Linked DNA regions of Homo sapiens: regions 1 and 2 are each linked to region 3. Evidence: read pairs that join two places in POLR2A ChIA-PET (ENCODE). Cell type or tissue: Caco-2. All regions are shown on one strand. Links, peaks and the distances in the headings refer to the core of each region. The heading gives the core; the rest is flanking DNA. Region 1 has its middle 36 kb from the start of DAGLA. Region 2 holds the start of LOC105369331 (a long non-coding RNA gene). Region 3 holds the start of LRRC10B (leucine rich repeat containing 10B).

Region 1 (5,900 bases), core at 496-5,495, 140 kb after region 3:
AAGGAAAATCCAGAGGAGAAGGGATGTGGAAACCAACTCCAGGGAGTTCCAAAGGAGCACAACAAGGTAGACCCTGAGCAGCCATGAGGGATGGGCCACACTTGTCCCCTCACCTCCCTCAGCAAAGGTAAACCAGGGATCTGGATAAAGCTATATCCACCAAGCTGCATCATCGAAGTAGTGCCGAAAACACAGAAATAACCTAAATGTCTAACGACAAGGAATTTATCCAAAAAACTATGGCGTGTCCATCCAAGGGACTACCAGGCAGTCAAAAATGATGCAGCATCGACTAACATTTATCGTGTGTGTGTGTGTGTGTGTGCGTGTGTGTGTGTGTGTATATATGGAGTTTTGCTCTTGTTGCCCAGGCTGGAGTGCAATGGCGCGATCTTGGCTCACTGCAACCTCCGCCTCCCGGGTTCAAGCAATTCTCCTGCCTCAGCCTCCAGAGTAGATGAGATTACAGGCGCCCACCACCACACCTGGCGAATTTTTGTATTTTTAGTAGAGATGGGGTTTCACCATGTTGGCCAGGCTGATCTCAAACTCCTGACTGCAGGTGATCCACCCGCCTGGGCCTCCCAAAGTGCTGGGATTATTTATAGTGTTTACTGTGCCAAGCCCTGTTTGCACATTTCACGTATTCTGATGCACTCAACTCTCACAATAATTCTACAGGTAAGTGCTTTTATGATCCTCATTTCACAAAGAGGAAATCGAAGCCGGGAATACTTATATAATTTGCCCAACATTGCACAGACAGACAGCAATAGAGCCGAGATTTGAACCAGGGTCCATTTGCTTAATTAATATCTCTGTTCCGTCCTGTCTCTGAAGGTATAATAAAAAAATATTTACTGACATGAGACAACACTGTTCACAAAATATTGGTGGAGTGAATAAATCGGGTTCTGGAACAGTATGCAGGGTATGAATCAAGACTTGAGGGAAATACGCCAGATTGCAAATCTGGGAGGTCTCCGCACATTCTGATTCTGAGTAATTTTTACTTCCTGCTCTGTGATTGTATTTCCCAGTCCTCCATGAAGACTATGTTTTTGTTTTCAATAAGAAAAGTATTTTATTTGATTCCCTTAAAAAAAATAAACCTTCGTATGTTGCCGGTGGGGATTCAGTGTGTTATATTCCCTATGGAGGGCAATTCTGCAATATTTATCAAAGTTGTAAATGTGTTTGCCCTCTGAGTCAGCAGTCCTGAGTCTACATTTTATTCTTATAGGTAGAGCCTAGCAAGGATGATGTACCAGGTTATTCACGGCAGCATGGCTTCTACTAACAAAAAATTGGAGGCTGGGCACGGTGGCTCACACCTGTAATCCCAGCACTTTGGGAGGTCAAGACGGGTGGATCACCTGAAGTGAGGAGTTCGAGAACAGCCTGGCCAACATGGCAAAACCCCGTCTCTACTAAATATACAAAAATTAGCTGGGCCTGGTGGTGTGCCCCTGTAATCCCAGCTACTCGGGAGGCTGAGGCAGGAGAATCACTTGAACCTGGGAGGCGGAGGTTGCAGTGAGCCGAGATCATGCCACTGCACTGCAGCCTGAGCAACAAGAGTGAAACTCCATCTCAAAAAAAAAAAAAAAGAAAAGAAAAGATTGGAGCCGGGTGCAGGCACTTTGGGAGGCTGAGGCAGAATGATTGCTTGAGCCCAGGAGTTCGAGACCAACCTGGGAAACATAGTGAGACCCCATCTCTATGAAAAACAAAAAGAAATTAGCCAGGCATGGTGGCGCATGCCTGTTGTCCCAGCTACTCGGGAGGCTGAGGTGGGAGGATTGCTTGAGCCTGGGAGGTCGAGGTTGCAACAAGCCATGGTTGTACCACTGCTCTAGACTGCGTGGGTGTCAGAGTGAGAACTTGTCTCAGAAAAAAAAAAGAAAAAAAAAGATTGGAAACAATATAAGTGTGCATTTTATCACGGTCTGATTAAACAAAGTATGGAAGGAATACTATTCAACAACAATAACAAAAAAGAACAAACAAGCTTCTTATACAGAGAGGGAAAGACCCCTGGGATAGTTTAATTAAAAAGGCCAGATACAGAACAGAGTGTTTATAATGTTACTACTTCTGTGTGAGAAAGAAGGGCATTATCTTAGTCAGTTTGAGATGTTATAACAGAATACTATCAACTGGGTGGCTTGGAAACTATAGAAATGTAGTTCTCAAAGTTCTGGAAGCTGGAAGTTCAAGACCAGGTGCCAGCATGGTTGGGTCTGGTGAGGGCCCCTTCTGGGTTGCAGACTGCCAACTTGCCACTGTGTCCTCACATGGCAGGAAGAGGACCAGAGAGCTCTCTGGGGTCCCTTTTATAAGGACACTGATCTCATTCATGAGGGCTACACGCTCATGACCCACTTACCTCCCAGAGTCCCCTCCTCCCAATACCATCACATTGAGGGTGGAGATTACACCATAGGAATTTGGGGGGTAGGAACGTAGGCATGTGGGGGACAGAGGAGACATAAACATCCAGCCCATGGCAGGAGGCAAGGAAAAAATCTATTTTTGCATCTCCTTGTTCTTTGTCTCAGAGACGCGGGAAGGCAGGGTGATAATCAAAATATTTAACAACCAGTGCAGAGCAGACCGCAGCAGCAGCAGCAGCTCTGAGAGAGGGACTTCCAAGGAACGGAAAAAGGGGTCATCTTAGAGACGGGAGACAAGCGAACAGGATGGGATGGAAACAAGACTTCTCAGTCCCTGCTTTTTTAAATTTTTATTTATTTATTTTTTTTGAGACGGAGTCTCACTCTGTCACCAGGCTGGAGCGTACTGGCGCAATCTCGGCCTCAGCTCACTGCAACCTCTGCCTCCTGGGTTCAAGCAATTCCCCTGCCTCAGCCTCCAGAGTAGCTGGGACTACAGGCATGTGCCACAAGGCCTTGCTAATTTTTTTTTTTTTTTGTATTTTAGTAGATACGGGGTTTCACCATGTTAGCCAGGATGGTCTTGATCTTCTGACCACGTGACCCACCCGCCTTGGCCTCCCAAAGTGCTGGGATTACAGGCATGAGACACCACGCCTGGCCCAGCCCCTGCTTTTTTATCCTGTTTTGATGTTTGGACCATGGGACTGTATTGCCTGGTGCAAAAATCATCATTCTTTTAAAAAGCACTGCACGTGGAAGAGTAGCTTTCCTTCCCTGTTCCCCACATCATGGAGGCATGGGGAGGCCTTGGAAGAGGAGAAGGTTTGGTGGACAGCAGTGAGCTCTGTGTGTTCCTGTAACACCTCGGCTACGTCTGTCAGTCTGTCTGTCCGGTGCTCCAGCTCAGGGGTGAAGCCTCGGACCTTCTCTGGGGGAGTTGCCCTCCATTATATTAGCTGAGGTATATAGAAGATGACACAGGGTAAGAGACAGGGTGCTTCTCCCCTCCTCAAAGACTCCTCAAGCTTTCTATTGGGGGCAAAGACCCTGGAGCTTCCTCAGCTGCCTTAGTGCAATGTCCAGCACGTAGTAGGCACTTAGTAAGCCTTCATTTAATTAACTGCTCCCCTGCCTGCCTGGTTGTTTCACCCTTTGGGTGGTAAGCCTCTTACTCACACAAATCTGCCCCTGTGGTTTAAGCCTCAGCTTTGCTGGTACAAGGGACCATATTATTATAATCAGATCATCAGATTACTTCCTCTTTGCATCTGGCAGAGATCAGTGCACTGAGCAAAGGGAAATGAAAGCACAAAGCATCCATCCCATTGGGCAGAAATTTATTAAGTACCCACTAAAAAATAAATGTATCAAGAACCTAAGCCTTGGGTCTAGGTTCTGCAACGCAGCATGCCTTGGACTACCTGTGCCAGGGCACTCCCTTTGCTCTGTGCACTCCCTCTGTGGGGGTGACAAGTGGCAGCTAACACTTACGGAGCACTCACAAGTGCCAGGCCCTGTGCCGAGCACTCCGTACACAATGTCTCACTCAATCCTCACAAGTGCTTTCGTGATTAGACATGTGCAGGAGCAAGCAACAGAAACAAGACCCAAACTGGCTTAAGCAAGAGGAGATTCTATTGGCTCACACAACCGCGGGTTAGTAAGCCTCGGTATGGTGGGATCAAAGCTCTGACTGTTTCTCTGACTTTCTTTTTCACACAAACTTCCCTCATGGCTGCGAGATGGCCACCAGGAGCAGCTGGACAGAATGCTTCCTATTCCTGTCCAGCAGGAGAGACTGAACTTCCCAGGGCTTGCTTTCCAGAATGAGGAAGATGCCTTCCCAAAAGTCCCAAGTAAGCCTCCCTTTACATCTCACCTCGTTAGCCCAAATTGGCTTAGACCTGCCCATCCCATAATCCAATAATTATTTTATTTTAGACGGAGTCTCACTCTGTCACCCAGGCTGGAGTGCAGTTGCGCGCTCTTGGCTCACTGCAACCTTTGCCTCCCGGGTTCAAGCGATTCTCCTGCCTCAGCCTCCCGAGTAGCTGGGACTACAGGCACATGCCACCACCCCTGGGTAATTTTTTGTGTTTTTAGCAGAGATGAGGTTTTACCGTGTTAGCCAGGATGCTCTCGATCTCCTGACCTTGTGATCCGCCTGCCTGGGCCTCCCAAAGTGCTGGGATTACAGGCGTGAGCCACCGCGCCCGGACTCCATTAATTCTTAACCCTGACTGCTCATCAGAATTCACAGGAAGTTTTTGAAAAAATATTGATGCCTAGGCACCACCGTGGCCCTATCAAATCAGAAACTTTGTGGGTGAAGCCCAGGCCTCAGCATTTTTAAAAACTTCCCAGGTATTTCTTTTTTCTTTTTTTTTTTTGCGACAGAATCTTGCTCTATTGCCAGGCTGGAGTGCAGTGGCCTGATCTCAGTCCACTGCAACCTCCACCTCCTTGGTTCAAGCGATTCTTGTGCCTCAGCCTCCCGAGTAGCTGGAATTACAGGCGCCTGCCACCACGCCCGGCTAATTTTTGTATTTTTAGTAGAGATGGGGTTTCACCATGTTAGTAGGGCTGGTCTCAAACTCCTGACCTCAGGTGATCTGCCCGTCTCGGCCCCCCAAAGTGCTGGGATTATGAGCCAAACCACCGCGCCTGGCCCTTCCCAGGTATTTCTAATGCGCAGTGAGTGCCCCAGGGTTAGACCTTGGGCATTGTCTCCAAAGGAGGTCACCTGCTCAGTGACAGGGAACCTGGCCCAACTGATGACAACTGATGACAACATTCATTGGGAAGCTTCACACCTGCGGCCCACTGCCCGAAGTGTACCAGCAATTAATAATTCTAATAAATCCTATAATTTTCTTGTGAATAGCATAATTATATTGCTTGGCAATTTGTGTGTGTGCTAAAAGCATTAATTTGTTAAATGTAAACATCTAAAACATGCCACAATCATCGTAAGCCGTATTAGCATGTCTTGATTTTTTTAAAAAACCAGGAGTGGCCGGGTGCGGTGGCTCACGCCTGTAATCCCAGCACTTTTGGAGGCCGAGGCGGGCGGATCACGACGTCTGGAGATCGAGACCATCCTGGCCAACATGGTGAAACCCCGTCTCTACTAAAAATACAAAAATTAGCCGGGTGTGGTGGTGCACGCCTGTAGTCCCAGCTACTCGGGAAGCTGAGGCAGGAGAATCCCTCGAACCTGGGAGGAGGAGGTTGCGGTGAGCAGAGGTTGCGCCATTGCACTCCAACCTGGGCAACAGAGTGAGACTCCAAAAAAAAACAAACAAACCAACAAAAAAAACAATAAAACCCAGGAGTTTCCAAAACTGGAAGGAGCTCGGGGCCACTCTTGGCTTCTAGAGAGTTCCCACCCTGATATCTGGCCACAGGCTGGGTTGCCCAGCCCTGGGCCCTTCCCTTCTGTGAAAGTTTGAGTTCTTGATCCCAATTCTTCATTACCCTGTAGTGGTGTTTAGCATTTTA
Region 2 (5,900 bases), core at 427-5,426, 79 kb after region 3:
CCAGCTGGAAGTTGGCTGTGCAGGGCAACAGCAAAGCCCACTGGTGGTGACCGGCCAGGAGTGAGGACTTGTTCTGTCATCCTGTACCTTCTCCTACCCCCTAGACTTCCCCTTCCTCCTCTGCAGAGGACAAGAGTCTGGAGAAGATAAAAGTATAAAGTTAACAGATATCTCCACCCCAGAAAGGACATGAGAGCAAACTACTAGGAGGCAGCTGCAGCCATCTCTATACCCACCTCATCACCATCAATACTTGCTGATCTATTGCCTCCTCTCGCCAGACCCAGTAACTACCAGATCTCAGAGGCCCACCCAGAGTCTATGCTTGTCACACTTCTGCCAGGTTCTGCTTTGGGGCCCTGGTGCTAAAAGACAGGGTTTGGACCCCAGCATCAAGGGAAGAATCTGAGACTCGAACTCGGGTCCTACCTCTGCCTGTTTCTCTGTTTGGCTTTGGCTGGTTACTTGACATCTCTGGGCCTCAGTTTTCTCATCTGTAAAATAAGGCTAAGAATTGCTCCACACAAAGATGTGAGAATACCCTGGGGAGATGGCAAGGGCTGGCTGTCTTTCCTGGTTCCCTAGGGGTAACCCCAGGCACCAAAGACCCTGCTGCAAGCTGACTTTCCATAGCTATAGGCCCCCAAGGGTCTCTCAGGCCATGTTACAGGGCCAGAAACCATATTCCCACCTCACCCTCACCCTATCTGTCCTCCCACACCCCTTCACCCTGTAACCTCTTCATCCAGATTCTGGCTCTCAGTCTCTCTCTTCTCCATGGTCACCCTGACACTCCCCAAGTGTTTGGCTCAGCCCCTCAAATCCCTCACCACCCTTAAAAGATTGAAGTTGGTATTCCTTCTTCTGCCTTGGGACAGCCCCAGGCTTGGGCAGAAGTTTGGCCTTGGGCCTCTGCTCTGAGACATTCCCTACCCCTTGGGCAGCTCTGGGACCCCTGAGACTGACTGAGGGCCATGGGGGCTACTGAGATCCCCTTCCTGGGATGCACTGTGGAAGCACCTCAGTTTGCTGATTACTAGGTGAGTGACCCGGGGTCAGCCCCTCAGTCCTTCTGAGCCTCATTTTACCAGTCTGTACCATAGGATGTTGTTTTTTAATCTTGACTGGGTCTTGGACCCCTGTGAAAATCTAATGAAGTCAGTGGACCTCTCCTCCCTAGAAAAGTGCATATACAAACACAGACACAACATTTTGCCCATAATTGGGTGTGTGTTTGGGGTGGGGGTCCTTCGGGTTCCAGATGAAAAGCCCCTGGCCCAGAAGCCTGCAAGACTGCTTCCAGCTGTCAGTCTGAACCCAGTTCTCTGCCCTCCCCATCCTCTCCGCAGTGACTTTTGGGTGTGGGGGAAGAGGGGACAGTTAGGGAGGTGGGTTGCTGGTCTATCCACACCTTTTCTCCCTCCTGCCTCAGTGGGCCCCTCCCCCAGCATTTCCTGTGGCTGGTGCCAGCTTGTCTGCAGCTCAGACCAGCATTTCAATCCCTCTTGGAACCCACTGAACTGGCTTCACCTGCCTTTCAAGGTATTTAAAGGTTCTTTGACCAAATGCTTTTTGATCCTCCGCTGATGGGAACCAAGCAGAAGCTCTTTCGCCAACTGTCCCCCCTCCCCCCACATGATTAGTCTCTAAGAGCTCTTTTGATATTGCAGAAACCTTCTGTGGTTTGTTCAAAGCCCTGGGCCTTTCAGCCACCTCCCCCGGGGACTCAGGCCAGTCAGCTCCAGCCTCCACCACCCATACCCAGGGGTGGCCTAGTTAATGGGGGCCTCCCAGCGCTGAACGACTCTGGCCTGAGTTGGAACCCCAGACCCGAGCCCAGCTGGTAGAGCGGTCAAGCCCCGCTCCTCTCAGGGAGCCCAGGCCGAGTCTGGTAGTGTGGGGTGGGGGACCTGTTCCCCAGCCTTCAGCGGGCCGTTACTCTTCTTCCCGCCCAGCTGAGGCTGCACAGACAGGCATGCAGGCCCACGATGATAGCAATTGACCTGTTTCCAGGTCTGAGGCTGAGGCTGAGAAGGGGAAACTGAGGCTCTGAGAAGTCCAGGGTTCAGGCCTTGGTGTGTGAGAGGGCAGGAGCCAGAATCCACCAACCCAAGACCTGCTCCAGCAGCCCCACCCCAGCCAGCACCACTCGCCGCCCGCGCTCCTGGTCCTCCAGGGCCGCGCAGAAGGCGCGCCTGGGCTGAGTCCCAGCTGCAGAATTCCTGGGGGGCGGGGGACGAGGCGTCTCCGCTCTTAATAGCTGAGCGCCCGCAAACGCCCGGCCTGGGCTCGAGGCCTGCCCCTCCAGCGACGGGCGCCCCCAACATTGAAGTCTTTCTCTGCAACTTGGACGGACCCACCCCGAGCGCCCCGAGTATCCGGCCCGGGGCAGAGATGCGCGTGCGCGGAGGGGGTGCCGCGGAGCCCGCGTGAGCAGACAAATTACCGCGGACCTGAGAGGACCCGTCCACGCCGGCCCAGAGGGAGGAGGGGGACGGTACACAGATGGGGGGGCGGGGGACATGACTCTCTGAGGGATCCCCAACCCCAGGATTGAGGCCCCACCCTCTGCCCTAACTGGAGTTGAAGACCTTAGTGGGGGTGGGGCCTATCCCTCGCAGGTGGAAGGGTGATCTGCACCGGGAGAGCTGTGACTGTCCCGGTTCCGCGATCCCTGGCTCTGGGCTCAGGAGGATGACGGGAGGGGCCCCAGCACTCCGAGAGCTGGGCGAGTTCAGGTGGCCAGGCCCTCTCCCTCACCAAGGCCTCTGGGGGAGCTGCTGGGCTCCTTGGTTCTGCCAGCCTGAGCGCCAGAATCCAATCCTGCTCTATAATAATCATCAGAGCAGCCGGCAGCACTTACTGAGCTCCGAGGGACTGCCAGGCCCGGGTGCCAAGTGCATAACACGCATTATCCCGCTTAATAGTCACAGAAGTCCCGTTGTGATCCCCTTAGGAAGGTGAGAGGGTTGAGGCGAGGGGCGTGGCTTGTCAGGGGCGTGGCTTGCCTGGGGCGTGGCCTGCCAGAGGACGGGCAGCCGGCAGGGTGGAGGGACAGGTGGGAGTCACGCCAGCTCCAACCAGGTCTAGAACCCAAACCTTCAACCCCTGAGCTTTCCTGCCTTCGAGTCCTCGGAGCTCTCCTGGAGGCTGAGCAGGCAACAGAGCCTGCTCCTCAGCTGGATGTGGCCCGTGGGAGGTGAGGGGGCGCAGAGGCCGGGCGCCCTGGAAAGGAGGAAGAATGAGGGACCCCCAGCTCCGTGGCTGCTTCATTTCCTGCTCTCTTCCTGCTCCCACCCCTCCCAACGGTGGGCGTACCCCAAGGCTCCGTCCTCTCTTCCCTCTTCTTTCTCACCCACTCTCTTCGTGACCTCATCCACGCCCACGGCCTCAGCTTTTGCTTCATCCCCATTCCCAGCACTGTCTCTGGGGCCCTGACCTCCCTCCCAAGCTCCGCAGCTGTGTACTTAGTGAAGCCTCTCCACCAGGTGGAGGAAACATCACCTCCCTGGGGTCACCCCACAGCTGCTAAGGCCCCATCACTCTCTCAAGCTCCACATCGGTTCCCCAAATCCTCCCACTGCTCTTCCCCCACACCTAATTACTGTCCATATCCTTCAGACCCTTTTCTCTTCCCAGCCTCTCACACCCTGTTCTCAGACTCCTGAGCCACCTCCCTAAGTCAGACACTCAAGCCGATCAGCCTCCGCCTCACCTGGCTCCTGCCCAGTCGCTTGCCTCCCCCAGTCTTTTCCATCCAGTGCCCTCCCTCCTCGTGGTTTTCTTTTCTCTTTTCTTTCTTTTCTTTTTTTTTTTTTTTTTTTTTTTGAGACAGAGTCTTGCTCTGTCACTCAGGCTGGAGTGCAGTGGCAGGATCTCAGCTCACTGCAACCTCCATCTCCCAGGCTCAAGACATTCTCGTGCCTTGAGCCTGAGTAGCTGGGATTACAGGCGCCTGCCATCATGCCTGGCTAATTTTTGTGTTTTTAGTAAATACAGAGTTTCGCCATCTTGGCCAGGCTGGTCTAGAGCCCAAATGATCCGCCCATCTTGGGCCTCCCAAAGTGTTGGGATTACAGGCATGAACCACCTCGCCCGGCCTCCCTGTGGTTTTCTGAGACACAAGATCCAATTGCTCTGCTGGCTTCTCAGCCCCCGGGCCTTCGATGGCTCCCCATGCCTGCAGAAGGAGCAGGTTAGCCTGAGATGGAGTCTGCCCCAGGATGACTTTTGACTTCCTCGTCTTGCCCAGTGCCCTGCCTTCAGCTAAAAACTGAGTTTCTCCCTATGGGTTTCCACCTTTCAAAGCCCATCTTCACTGTCACTTTGTCCAGGGAGCCATCCCTGATTCTCCCAGGTGAGTCTGAATGCTCCTCTTCTGTAGCCCCATGGCACTTCTCAGCATTTCGGTGATGGAGTTGTCTACGCTGATAGCATTTATACAGCTCTTCAATCCTGCTTTCTGTCCACCTCCTCCACCCCTGCAATGGACTGGGAGCTCTTTCTGGGCAAGGATCGCCCGTTTACTATCCATCTTTATCTTCCTCCTCTCAGGTTTTTTATTGATCCATTCAGCAAACATTAATGACGTAGCTGCTATGTGCTAGGCACTGCATATACAGAATCCTGCTCCTTCTCTGGGTAATTGTCATACAGTGCGACAAGTGCATTAACAGGTGGATTCAGGGAAACATGGCCCTGGGCAAGGATTTCTCCAGGCTCCCGAACGCCAGGCCATGGCCTGAGCACCATTCGGGCATGCAAGCTTAAACAAGACCAAGCCCTGCCCTCCAGGATGGTAGCTGTATAAAAACAATAGGATGTGTACAAAGGCAGGTCTGAACACAGTGCTTTGGGACCACAGAAAGCAGAGCAATGACCTTGGCCCTGGGGAAATCCTGAAGCTTCCCAAATGCCCAGCACCTTGCACCAAGCAGTAGCCTCGTAAATCTTTGCTGAATTAAATTGGTTACAGGAAGAAAGGGGACATAATAGAGACTGAAAAAGAAAATTAAGGTTATTGGGGCCAGGTGGTGGGGGATGACAGAGCATTTTCACATCTTCATGAAGTCGCTTTGTCACCCATCCCAGAGGGATGTCTTGTGGACAAATGAGATCATGGACGTGCAGTGCTCTGAACACCTGGGAAGAAAATAACTGTACAAATATCGGGGCTATTATTAGTCCATCCCCATCAGACCAGATAAGTCCTCTCCTTGTGGCCTCAGTTCCCTCATGGTAATATCAGCTGTGCCCTGTGGCAATTTGCTTCTCTCTCTGGGCCTCAGTTTCCCCATCTGCAACATGAGGACATACCATGAGATGATTTTGAGGGTCTCTGGCTCCTCCAGGGAGATGCTCCAGGGACAGCTGTGTCTGACTAGGGGATGCCTTTGGTCCTCTCTTGACTGCCACATCCTGGGCTGAGTTGGGGAGTCCTCATAATGTCACAAAGGCCACTCCCTGTCCTGTTTGTCTTTCTGGTCAAACAAGGCCATGCAGAACATGAGGCAAGTGTGGGCTTCTCGGCCGGAAGTTCCTCTCTAATTTCTGGGGAACAGCCTTAAGGCCTGTTTTCTGAAAAAGACCTCTGTGTGAGCCCCCTCCCTCCACTCCAGGTCTGAGGTCTGGATTCCCCTGGGGAAGGCCCATCCCTCTCCAAATCCCCATTGACCTCTTCCTTTATGGCCAGAAATGTTGGGGTGCAAGATGCTTCAGTGAAAGGGGATGGAAGCTGTAGTGAGAGAGAAGCTTCTCACACAGGACTCTGATGCATGCTCCCCCATGACCTGTCCTTAGCTGAGGCACCACCACAACCCTGACCCTGAAAGCAGAGACCTTGGCCATGTCCCTACTTTCCCTCTTTTCCTTACCTGGCACATTTCATTGGTGGTGAGTCC
Region 3 (5,900 bases), core at 231-5,230:
CGCAGTGGCTCATGCCTATAATTCCAGCACTTTGGGAGGCTGAGGCAGGTGGATCACCTGAGATCAGGAGTTCGAGACCAGCCTGACCAACATGGTGAACCCCTGTCTCTTCTAAAATACAAAAATTAGCTGGGCGTGGTGGTGGGCACCTGTAATCTCAGCTACTTGGGAGGCTGAGGCAAGAGAATCGCTTGAACCCAGGAGGCGAGGCGGAGGTTGCAGTGAGCCAAGATCACGCCATTGCACTCCAACCTATGCAACAAGAGCAAAACTCTGTCTCTAAATAAATAAATAAATAAATAAATAAATAAATAAATAAATAAAAATTTGCATGGAATGTCTACTGTATGCTCTAGAGCCTGTGCCAGCAGGGAAGGAGATGCCCAAACCTCCCTGGCTGGGCAGCTTACTTTCCAGTGGGGATGGTTCCCTTCCTCCCGTTGCATTGGCAACTGCTCTCTGCCCTTGGGCTGTCTTCCATCCCCCTTCCCCTGCAGTGGGGATGGCAATGGGGGTGGGCCAAAGGGCAGCGTGCTCTCCTGAAGTCAGTCCACTCAGCCAGTTACATGGGTCACACCAGCCGGGTTCAAGAGAAGGCAGGAGGCAGGAGGCTTGGAGCCCGAAAATTTGGCTCCCGGGCTGCAACCTCTATGCATTGTGTGACCGTAAGCAGGGTGCCTAATCCCCGCGAGGCCACTTCTCTCATCTTTCATGTGGGATTATAGTGCTGTCTTTGTAGCTTTGTCCAGAGAATCAGAGGCTCTGTTGTGAGAAAATTCATTGCTGGAGGTGGAGTGAACCTTGTTTCCATCTATCGGTATGGTTTATGGTTAGGAACACAGGCTCTGGAGTCACACTACCTGGCTTCGAATCCAGCTGCTCATCAGCTGGGTGACCTTGGGCACTTCACTCAGCTCAGACTGACCCAGCTCAAGTCATGTCTCTTTGACCCTCAGTTTCTCCATCTTTAAAATCGGGGTGATGAGGGTGTCTACCTCATAGGCTGTGCCAAGGACTCAACGCAATGCTTTCAGCATAGTGCTGGGCACACGTGGGCTCGAAGCCAGTGACAGCCAGTGCTTTTCTGCCAGGAGCTCCCGCAGGAGGGCTCCGGATGGGAGGTGGGGGGAGAAGGCAGGGGGGAACTGCTGCTGGTGGTAGCAGGCGAAGGAAGAAGAGTCATGGAATGAGAGTGGCCATGATTGGTGGCTCAAAGGCGTTCACGTGTCCCAGTCCTCTGTCCACCGCAGCCACACACAGACTTTGAGCGTCGGTGGAGGGATCCTGGCAGGAGAGAGGGGTGTGAGTGTAGCAATGAGGAAGCTGTAGGGCAATTAGGCGGGGCGGAGCCAAGCCCTGGGGCCCGGTAAAACCAGCAGATGTGAAAAGGGCCGGACAGTAACACTGTTTCGAGTTACTACACTGAAGTGATCCCAGCAGGTAGGCCGGCCGCACGCCGCTGGACGTGAATGGCTCGCAGTGACCGCGCCCCTCAGCCCCTCCTTGTGAGCCTCTAGTCCAGAGTCTTTGATCCACCGCCAGCGTTTCCTTCGCCTTCTTGGACCCGCGGCTCTGGGGCGCACACAACCGCACACCAAACAGCGTCGGGCGTCGGGTCTCAGTGCCAGGCTTGGCCGGGGCGGGGAATCTCTCGGCTTGTGCTTGCTCCGCGGTGGGCTGGATGGGCAGGTAGGGGGCGGGCTCCGGCGCTGGGACCCCACTAGGGTGGCGCCTTGGCCCCGCCCCGCCCCGCCCTCCCTCCGCCTCATTGGCAGCCGCACGCGCGTCGGGGTTGCCAGGGCGACGGGTCGCTAAGCTGCGAGTCAGCGCGAACCCTAGCCAGTCGGCCTCCGGCGGAGGCAACGGGGGAGGCCCGAGGGCGGGCGGTGGAGCGCGGCGCGCGGCGGCGGTGCCCCAAGTGGGTGCCTCCTCCCGGCCCCGCACGGCCCCCCTCCCGGCGCGGGGGAAGGCCGGGGCGGGGGGCCCGGGGGCCGGCGCGGCTCCGGCACCGTCGGGGCGGCTGGGGGGCGGCCGGGGCGGGGCGATGCCTGGCGGTGGCAGTGGCGGCGGCCCCGGCCGGGGCCCGTGACCATGGGCATCGCCGAGTCCACGCCGGATGAGCTGCCGTCGGACGCAGAGGAGCAGCTGCGCAGCGGCGACCAGCAGCTGGAGCTGAGCGGGCGGCGGTTGCGGCGGCTGCCCAGCGCAGTGTGCGCGCTGAGCCGCCTGCAGAAGCTGTATGTGAGCGGCACGGGGCTGCGCGAGCTGCCGGAGGAGATCGAGGAGCTGCGCGAGCTGCGCATCCTGGCGCTGGACTTCAACAAGCTCGAGCGACTGCCTGACGGCCTGTGCCGCCTGCCGCGCCTCACGCGCCTCTATCTGGGCGGCAACCGGCTGCTGGCGCTGCCCGCCGACTTCGCGCAGTTGCAGAGCCTGCGCTGCCTCTGGATCGAGGGCAACTTCTTGCGGCGCTTCCCGCGGCCGCTGCTGCGCCTGGTGGCGCTGCAGTCGCTCCAGATGGGCGACAACCGGCTGCGCGCGCTGCCGGCCGAGCTGCCGCGCATGACGGGCTTGCGCGGCCTCTGGCTCTACGGCAACCGCTTCGAGGAGTTCCCGCCCGCGCTGCTGCGCATGGGCCGCCTGCACATCCTCGACCTCGACCGCAACCGCCTGGGCGGCTTCCCCGACCTGCACCCGCTGCGCGCGCTGCGCGTCTTCTCCTACGACCACAACCCCGTCACCGGGCCCCCGCGCGTCGCGGACACCGTGTTCCTCGTGGGCGAGGGCGCCGTCGAGCGCATGGCGGAGCGCGACGAGCCCACGCCCCGGCCTCCGCCCCGGCGCCCAGCGCGGGCCTTTGAGGATGAGGAGGAGGAAGACCTGCTCATAGGCGGCGCTGGTTCCCGGGCTCTGGGCGCCCCCGGGGGCAGCTTCCGCGCCCTGGAAGCCGCTCCAGGACTGGGCACCTGAGCCTATGTTCTGGCTGATGGGCTTCAGCCACTCTGAGAGGAGGGGCTCTAGGAAGCTTTGGCTGGTTAGGCCTGCGGGACTGGTGGGTCCCTACTTAGGTCAATGGAACGGCTACTTTTGGCGAGTTGCCGGGCACAGGCAGGGCTGGGGCTCATCTTCAGACACTCCTAGGTAGTAAGAGGACTGACTATACCCTGGCTGATCTGTGGGCAATTGTCAGACCAAGAAGTCTGGGCTGGGTCCAGTCCCCGATGGAGCCACTGATAACAGAGGCACCAGCTTCCTCCTGGAACCAGGGTCTCTGAGGGCCACAGAATTGTCACGTCTCCCTGAGTCTGGATGCAGGGCACCCAACACCCTCCCTCTTTCTGGGGTTTGGGTCTCCTAGGCCCACCCTTTCTAGGACAGGAGCCGCTACCTCTGGGATGGACTGCGTGCCTGTGTGGGGCAGGACTGCCCTTGCGAGGAGGGCCTGGCCCAGGAGCAGGGGCTTGGAGTGGGGCTGGTGCCCGGGACAGAAGTGGGAAATAGATGGGGGCCCCAACACCGAAGCTGCCCTCACCCCTCCATCAGGGCTGATCGTACATACCTCCCTCCTCGGCCCCCTGAGATTGGTATGGGGCACAGAAGGCAGGGGGTCACCCCCACCCTATTCTGTTCTCTTCTCCCAGCCTCCCAGCATGTGCCTGGAACCTTGCTGGGAAGAGAGAGCTCCCCCTCCACTCCCCACCCCATAGCCTGAGCCTTCCAGCTGTCAAGTTTGAAAAGAAGCCACCGTGCCTCCAGGGCCTCCTGCACCGCAGAGAGGGGCTCTCTGCTCTGGGAGGCTGCTCAGCGCCTCTCCCACGGCCTGCACTCTCCTTTCCCTTAAATGGGCACAGCCAGGGTGGCTGGCATGGGACTGGCACTCTGTACCTCCACTCCGTCACCAGGGACAGCCCCGAGGGGGTGAGGAGAGGGGCCTTGCTCTGCAATTCCCAGAGCCAGATCTTCCTCATCCAAGCAATAACGGGACGAGGGAGCCAGGGCCAAGGACACTCAGGGACACTGTTGGGGCAGCGGCCCCACATGGTAATGTTTTCTTTAGAGAGAAGAAAAAACAACTGGCTGTAAACGTAAATTATATTTCTTGGAGAAAGAATGTGCATTTCCCATGTGCCTGTTTATTTATAATCCCTGGGAGCACCGGAACCCACTGCTGTGGGGACCCTGGGCTCCCTCTGGCACTGCCCCCGCCCCACGTGCTCCCCGCTCCATGTCAGACCGACCCTGCCAACTGTGGTGTGCTGTCTGTCTGGGGAACAAGTGCTGTCGTCAGAAGTGGCTTTTGTCCCTCGAGGCTGCTCTCCTGTCTTGCGGAATCCCGCAGCTTAATTCTGCAGAAGATTTTGTATGTTTTTGAGTCACCCTCGAGCTGGGCCGATGGTTCCCTACTCTTTCACTGGCACTGCCCCTCCACCCCCTCCATGACTCTAGACTCGCCTCCCTCCGTCTCTCTCGCTCTATTTTCCTCTTTCTGTCTCTCTCCTTCTTAGTCTCTTTTTGCTCAGTTTTGGCATTTCTTTCTCCCCTTGTTGTTCAGGAAAATAATAAATTAACGATTTAAAGAAAGGAAGAAAGTTGTAAAACCCAAGCCTGGAGGCCCATCTCCCCGGAGAAGATCCTGCCAGATCTTCATCACCATGGCAACAGGGGCATATGGGGCCAGAAGGTCAGGCCCTGCCCAGCAGCTCTGCTGGCACACTGGGCTGGGCCCTGGCTAAGGAGGAGGCTGGGCATGGGTCTGGGGCTGTCAGCTTGCAAATGAGAGTGAAGGCCTTGAACGGACAGAAAGAGGTGGTGGGTGGGGAAGATTGGAGACTGCCACCTTCCCAAGGAGGAAGAGGGTCTGGGGCCTGGCTGCTGTAGACCTTGTCCCTCCCAGAGTTCCCCCTGTTGGGGTTCCATCAGGGCCAGTGGGCCTTTCAGGGGTCTGGAAACTTGGAGAAAGTAATTTGAGAGAAGATCACTCAGGTGGGGTAGGAGCTGCAGCTGACTGGGGACTCTCCTCTTGACCTGCCACTTGTATCACAGCATAGGGAAAATACCCCTGGGCCTACAATCAGAAGGCAGGGGTTGCAGGCCTGGTTCTGCTATTGACCAAGTGATCTTGAGCAAGTCACGACCCCCCTGGGCCTTAGCTTCTTCGTCTGTACACGAAGAGTTGGGTTTATTTATTTATTTACTTTACTTTTATTTTATTTTCCAAGATGGAGTCTCTCTCTGTTGCCCAGGCTGGAATGCAGCAGCATGATCTTGGCTCACTGCAACCTCAGTTTCCCAGGTTCAAGCAGTTCTCCTGTCTCAGTCTCCTGAGTAGCTGGGATTACAGGTGTGCACCACCACGCCCGGCTGATTTTTTTGTATTTTTAGTAGAGACGGGGTTTCACCATGTTGGCCAGGCTGGTCTCGAACTCCTGACCTCAGGTGATCTGCCTGTCTCGGCCTCCCAAAGTGCCGGAATTACAGGCGTGAGCCACTGCACCTGGCCCAAGGAATTGGGTTTATTTAGATCTGATGCTGCAGCTCAATACTTCATGCAAGGGGTTTGTTTACCTTCCTTTCATGCAAATCTTAGACACAGAAGCAGCAGGGTGCAGAGGCAGCCATGGTCACCTGCAATAACTGCTGTCATTAGTGAGCTCAGGTCTCCTCCCTCTGTCTGATCTGTTTCCCTGTACCTCCTCCCCTGCTGCTCTCACCTGAGGACTCTAGGTTGGGGCAAAGTCCTGGCAATGAGTCCCCCGGGCCATCCTGAGGCACTCAGGGCCTTACCCTTTTGCTTTGTCAAACGTGGCACCCGCAGCCATGACTGCTTGCCAGCTGAGCAGGCGCTCCCCCAGGGAATGGGAATGGGCTCTGTCCCTGGCCCTGCTACTCACTTGCTCTCC

What was found. Peaks named below come from ENCODE experiments on the same cell type or tissue, not always from the same donor. Only the 100,000 strongest peaks of a DNase experiment are listed, where the experiment ranks them.
Region 1: POLR2A ChIA-PET joins it to region 3 with 8 read pairs; 3 of 35 experiments call an interaction of 5 or more read pairs at or near these places.
Region 2: POLR2A ChIA-PET joins it to region 3 with 5 read pairs; 4 of 35 experiments call an interaction of 5 or more read pairs at or near these places.

The regions. Positions count from the first base shown.
Region 1 is chr11:61,641,748-61,647,647 of GRCh38, forward strand. No RefSeq gene overlaps it. Among named protein-coding and RNA genes, the nearest start is that of DAGLA, 36 kb to the right of the region's middle. In Caco-2, for the core only: no CTCF peak of the experiment used is centred there; no DNase peak of the experiment used is centred there.
Region 2 is chr11:61,585,417-61,591,316 of GRCh38, forward strand. LOC105369331 (a long non-coding RNA gene) reads right to left here and starts at 2,857. Exons shown (of 5, transcript XR_950166.3): 1 at 1-2,857. LOC101927495 (a long non-coding RNA gene) reads left to right here and starts at 3,078. Exons shown (of 4, transcript NR_110189.1): 1 at 3,078-3,199. It also overlaps a transcript of SYT7 not described here. RefSeq lists enhancers at 1,349-1,928, 3,087-3,665. In Caco-2, for the core only: a CTCF peak has its summit at 2,738; DNase peaks (open chromatin) are centred at 2,323, 2,715 and 3,015; H3K4me3 peaks cover 1,887 bases.
Region 3 is chr11:61,506,908-61,512,807 of GRCh38, forward strand. It overlaps LRRC10B (leucine rich repeat containing 10B), which reads left to right and starts at 1,842. Exons shown (of 1, transcript NM_001145077.2): 1 at 1,842-4,111. The coding sequence starts at 2,092. The coding sequence ends at 2,970. MIR4488 (microRNA 4488) reads left to right here and starts at 1,689; the gene lies at 1,689-1,750. In Caco-2, for the core only: a CTCF peak has its summit at 2,500; DNase peaks (open chromatin) are centred at 1,464, 1,764 and 2,504; H3K4me3 peaks cover 1,443 bases.